2 separate regions of the Homo sapiens genome follow, and region 2 is linked to region 1. A link is an interaction called in ENCODE POLR2A ChIA-PET data of the cell type or tissue named here. Cell type or tissue: Panc1. All regions are shown on one strand. Each heading gives the region's core, and the rest is flanking DNA. Links, peaks and the distances in the headings are about the cores only.

The links. Peaks named below come from ENCODE experiments on the same cell type or tissue, not always from the same donor. Only the 100,000 strongest peaks of a DNase experiment are listed, where the experiment ranks them.
Region 2: POLR2A ChIA-PET joins it to region 1 with 6 read pairs; 4 of 35 experiments call an interaction of 5 or more read pairs at or near these places.

The regions. Positions count from the first base shown.
Region 1 is chr4:185,783,657-185,786,579 of GRCh38, forward strand. All of the region lies in intron 1 of SORBS2 (sorbin and SH3 domain containing 2), which reads right to left. Among named protein-coding and RNA genes, the nearest start is that of SORBS2, 27 kb to the right of the region's middle. In Panc1, for the core only: no CTCF peak of the experiment used is centred there; no DNase peak of the experiment used is centred there.
Region 2 is chr4:185,841,204-185,844,126 of GRCh38, forward strand. It overlaps a transcript of SORBS2 not described here. Among named protein-coding and RNA genes, the nearest start is that of SORBS2, 30 kb to the left of the region's middle. In Panc1, for the core only: no CTCF peak of the experiment used is centred there; no DNase peak of the experiment used is centred there; H3K27ac peaks cover 1,284 bases.

The sequences.
Region 1 (2,923 bases), core at 232-2,731:
AGCAGAAGTAGACTGGTCTCCAGTGGCAGGCATGAGAGGGAATATCCTGCCCGCAGTGATGGACATTTTGGTTTCAGGCAGAGAGGCAGGAAGCTGCCCTCTGAATCAGAGTAAATGCTCACATTTTGACCTTCTAGCAAGGGCCCTCTTTTTCTTGGCAAGAATTCCTTCGAGGATCATTTTCAGTTTGAGGTTCTGTCTGATGTTTTATTTTACAATTAAGTCACTATTCCCATATTCATTACTCTGTAAAATAAGTCAAGTAGGTAAGAGGTGTGGTAGACACTTCCTTCTGCCTCCTGAGGATCCATTTTGCAGCCTTCCTCACTACAGAATCCTGACAGTACGGCCAGTTAACAACTGACCTGCCTGGATTCCTTGCAGTTTCTGACCAATAAGCTAAAGGCAAGGCATCCTGTTGAAAATTTCATATGCACAGTAACGACACTAACCTCCCGAGAAGAGGGCTTCCTTGTCCTTTTCTTTCTTTTTTGAGACGGAGTCTGGATCTGTCGCCCAGGCTAGAGTGCAGTGACGGGATCTCAGCTCACTGCAAGCTCTGCCTCCCGGGTTCACACCATTCTCCTGCCTCAGCCTCCCGAGTAGCTGGGACTACAGGCACCTGCCACCACTCCCGGCTAATTTTTTGTATTTTAGTAGAGACGGCATTTCACTATGTTGGCCAGGATGGTCTCGATCTCCTGACCTCGTGATCCGCCCACCTCGGCCTCCCAAAGTGCTGGGATTACAAGCGTGAGCCACCGCGCCAGGCTGTCCTTTTCTTTCTAACCTTGTTCTGCTCCTCTTTTTGTAGACTGAAATGCAGATGTCATTCTGTGGGGGTGCATGCTAACAGAGAGATGATACAGCGATGGAGAGAGGATAGAGAGGAACCTACTCTGGGCTACCTGTCCGTGGGATTTCTTGTTATTTGAGGCAAACCCAACCTGGTGAAATGACTGTATTGAGGTCATCTGTTCCATGAAAGCTAGAAACAGAAACAAAACAATCATCTAAAAACAACCTTCCTTACATTAGACCGGCTGAACGACAGCAATAAACTATTAGGCCTGCCATTAAGATATTAGTTAAAAAATACTTCCAGAAGTTTTGAAAGAACTTCTGGGCATCAACAACGAATGCTTACAACAGTTGTGGCATTAAGTCTCCGGCCCATTATCATTTCCTAATGGAGCAAAATCTGCCATGAAAAATGAGCCGACATGCCTAACGCCCCGGGAGCTGCATCATTTGAATATTTTTGACTCTAAATATAGTGAAGTAGTTGGCTCTTTTTTCTAAAACTACAATTTACTGATCAGTGATATCAAGAGAAATAAGAACACAGCAGTGATCAACAGGAAACACAAAACAGGAACGCATTGTTTATTCTGTTCTCGGTGGACACTGCCAGATCATTGTTCAGAGAGCTTTCAACAGGGTTGCTTCGATGGAGTTTAGGGAGTTTTTAAATCTAAATTGAAGATGAAATGTGTCCTCGGGACAGAAAAAGCAATTTTGAAAAGGTTATTCAAGGCCATAAGGTATTGACTTTGAGCGTTTAAAAAAAAAAACAAAAAACCTGTAAGAATCTTACTGTGGTTTCTTAAAATGGTGAATGCTGTCAGTCATAATGGAGGGGAAGGTAGGTTTGATTAGGCGGCCGGTGAATTTTCAGAGTTAAACAAAGTTAAAAATACACAGGCAACATGAAAATTGTTCTAAGCGTTCCTGTGTCATGGTTTCTGATTAAGTATCATGAATGGAAGAAATGAATATAAATCATAACGATTCCGTTTTATAACAGACAGTCTCGTGTAAATATTTTGTCTTTCTAGTCACATGTGCCAAGAGCTGTGTGAGAGTGTAATGATGGAGAGCGTGGTCTGTACTTACCCGCCACCATCAAACCCAACTCTATTACTGCCAGCTTCTGTGGCTGCTACAATCTTCTTGGGCTTCAGTTCTCTTACCCACCAAATAGGCACTGTGTGGCCCTTGACTCATAATTGTTGTGAGGCTTAAATGAGTTAACACATGCAAAGCTCTTAAACAACAGCAACTCACAGGAGGCCCTCCCCACGTGTTGGCTGAGGCTGTTTCCATCATCATCTTAAGAGCATGGGCTTGGAGAATCAAGAGTTCTGAGTTAAGTTTCTGGTACTTCCTCGAATTAGCTCCCTGGTTTGGGCATAATCGTTGAGCCTCATTTTCCTCATCTGAGCAATGGGAATATCGTTCATTACCTTAAAGCATTAAGAAGAGGGGTGAAGAATATAATGCTGGAAAACCACACCTGGCACACTGGAATCATTAGATACCATTTTGTTTACATTACACGGAAAAAAATTATTTGCAAATTGATCTTCAAAAATATAGAGACTTTTACTTTGCTGTTGGGGAAAATGAAATGGATTGGGCACACCTAGATATTGAATTTAATTTCCTTATCATTTATTTCAGATAGCTCACATTCAAAGTTTTATGTTTTGGGTTTTTTTTTCTATTTTAATTTTAAACAAGAATACATGGGACTGTCAAACAACTGGATTAAGAAAATCCCCATATCTGAGCTAATCACTTTGTCCTATGATTGACATAACAGTCTCCTTCGAGCAACAGCATTACCACTGCTTCATTTAGTAAGTAGAGAAGGCTAAAGAGGAAAGGTAGTGGCGTTAAAAGAAATGACCTGGAAGAAATAGAGAAGAATGGACTTTGTAAGGCCCTGTGAGAGTCTATCATTCCTCTAGCAGGGGGAGGAGCAGAGTTATAATCCTATCTACCTTGTTACAAACAAATACACACTAACTTAACATTGATTGACTATGGTTATAATGAATGGTAATTGAAGAAGTATCCCTCTATCACAGCAGTGATTACATTCCAAGGAAAGAACTGAGGGTTTGGAACCAGGCACAGC
Region 2 (2,923 bases), core at 312-2,811, 58 kb after region 1:
TAATAACACAGTCAGAGGAGTACTTCTGGTAGATTATTTTAAGAAAACAAGGCTGAAGAAAAGCACAACAGTTAGTTGTTGCCAAAAACAATGAGGGCCTAAGTGGAGGCAAAGGTTGGGGGGAGATTAGTGGAGGTGAGACATTCAGATATTTGAGGGAAATGTTGGGTAAAATCGATTGCACTTGCTCGTGTATTAGAGGTGGGTGAGTTCCTGGGCTGGATTGTCAGCGTTTCAATACCTTTCTTCCCTTCTATACTCTCCTCTGTATTGAAGGTGCCAGAGCCCCAGATTATTCACTTACTAGCCAGCAGGATCTCATGTTAGGTTCCTCCCATGGAGGTCCCCAAGAAAGATGCGGAAGACAGAAGAAAAGGAAACTTATTATTTTGCAGCAACAGTGAGTAGGTGCATGGGTTTTGGCAGATGGCAAATGAGGTTTTGCCAGGAGCTTCTGCACAATCTCCTGAGAATCTCTGGTGCTGTAAACAGGTGAGACCTTTGGTAAAAGTCCCTCAGAATTCCTGCAATTTGTTTCCCGAAAGACTAGCAGTGGCTTCTCTGACTTTTGCTTCTTTAAGGCTTTTAATTGATTCTATAATTTCCCAGTTCTCTGTACTAAATTCTTTCTTGCTTAAAATATCTACAGTGCTTTCTATTTTACTGACCAAACACTGTTGGAATCAACTGATACCCAGGTTTCTGGCTTAGGTGACCAGGTGGACGGTGAATTAGAAAATTAATTCATTCATTCAGCATTCATGATTTACTGAACATCTACTCCGTGCTCAGGGAGTGCTATAGGCACCAGACACAGGGACTCCTATCAAAATGACCAATGCTCCTGCCCTCAAGGAGCTTATCTCCTAGAAGGAGAAATAAGTGATATAAGAAACTAATAATTAAATAATGTCATTTCAGATGATAATGTTAGGAATAAAATGACAGAAGACCATATGAAAGACGATGTGTAGGTGGTAGAGTGGTCCTCTTAGACTGAATAGAGAAAATCTTACTAAGGAGGCCACATGTGAGCCTAAATGACCTAAGTGTCCAAAAAGCTCTAGTCATGTAAAGATCTACTTTTGGTTTAAAGTGAGAACAAACTTGGTTGGCTCAAGAAAGAGACTGGAGGTCCATGTGACTAGAGCAGAGTGGACAAGAAGGAAAGTGTCAGAAGATGAGACCTGAGAGTTAACTAAAAGTCAGAGCATGCAGGCCTTCTTAGCCATGGTAAGGAGTTACCTACCTGATCTCATGACCTTACTGTAAACCTACAGTGTTGAAGACTGGACACCCCATGAAAGTTATATCGTACATTAAAAGGTACACTGGGGCTAAGGGGCAACTTGATCAGATTTGTGTTGAAAAATAGTCACTAGAGAAACCAGCCCATGGAAGCAAACAGAGAAGGTAGGAGTGATGGAGTAAATATTAAAAATATTAAATTTGGCCGGGTGCAGTGGCCCATGCCTGTAATCCCAGCACTCTGGGAGGCCAAGGTAGGCGGATCATGAGTTCAGGAGATCGAGACCATTTTGGCCAACATGGTGAAACCCTGTCTCTACTAAAATACAAAAAATTAGCCAGGCATGGTAGTATATGCCTGTAGTACCAGCTACTCAGGAGGCTGAGGCAAGGGAATCGCTTGGGCCCAGGAGGCGGAGGTTGCAGTGAGCCAAGATCACACCACTGTACTCCAGCCTGGCGACAGAGAAAGACTGTCTAAAAAAAAAAAAAAAAAAATTAAATTTAACATGCTTCTAGGACAGGCAGCTGGCAGGCAATTAGATAAATAAGACTGCTGGAGAAGGTCTGGGACTGAATATGGAATTAGGAGTCCGTACATGGGTGACACTGGGTACACCATGAGTATATGCAATAACACAGGGAGTGTGGGTAGAAAGAACAGAGCACTGAGTTATGGAAGACTTTGTAGAACAACTACCCTGAAAGGCAGCTGCAGGAAAAGGCCCCCACAAAAGGAGGATGATTCAATGGGAATCCGGAGAGTGTGGGGTCACAAAAGTCTAGGTAGTTTCACTAAGAGAAAGCAAAACAGCAGTTAACACAGGACTGAGATTGGGAACAAGGAAAAGGTATCCACTTTCACCATTCCTATTCATTATTGTATTGGAGGTTCTAGCTGTAGCAATTAGATTTAAAAAACCCAGGATATATATAGAATAAAAGAGAAATAAAACGGTTTTTATTCATAGATGACAAAATTGTCTACATAGAAAATCTCAAAGATATGCAAACAAGCTACTAGAATTAATAAAGGAGCTTAACAAGATTGCAGGATATAAGTAAATATAGAAAAATCAATAATTCCATATGGTAGAAATAAACAATAGAAAATGAAGATTAATAAGCAATACCATTTGCAGTAGCACTGAAAAAATACTTAGAAATAAATCTAACAAGATACATGTAAGCTTTGTATGCTGAAAACTATAAATTATTAGTTATAACTATAAATTATTAATGAAACTAAGTAAGACCTGAAAGATGGAGAGATATATCATGTTCATGGATGAGAAAACTCAGTTGTGTTAAGATATCCATTCTCTCCAAATAGATCTTAGATTCAGTGCAATAAATCCCAATTAAAATTCAATTTCCATCAAAATCCCAGCAAGCTATTTTTTGAAATGGGAAATTTTATTCTAAATTTGTATGAAAAATCAAAGAAAGTAGAATAGCCTAAGCAATGTTGAGAAAGAAGACAAAGTTGGAGGCCTTACCTACCTGATTTCATGACCTCACTGTAAACCTACAGTGTTGAAGACTGTACACTCTATGAGTATATGAGATAACACATCCCTTCCTTGGAGGAAGGCAGTTCACATAGATCAGTGGGAGAGAACAGAACCCACACCTTCAACACAAGTGCTAAGGCAATTCAATGGAGAAAGGACAG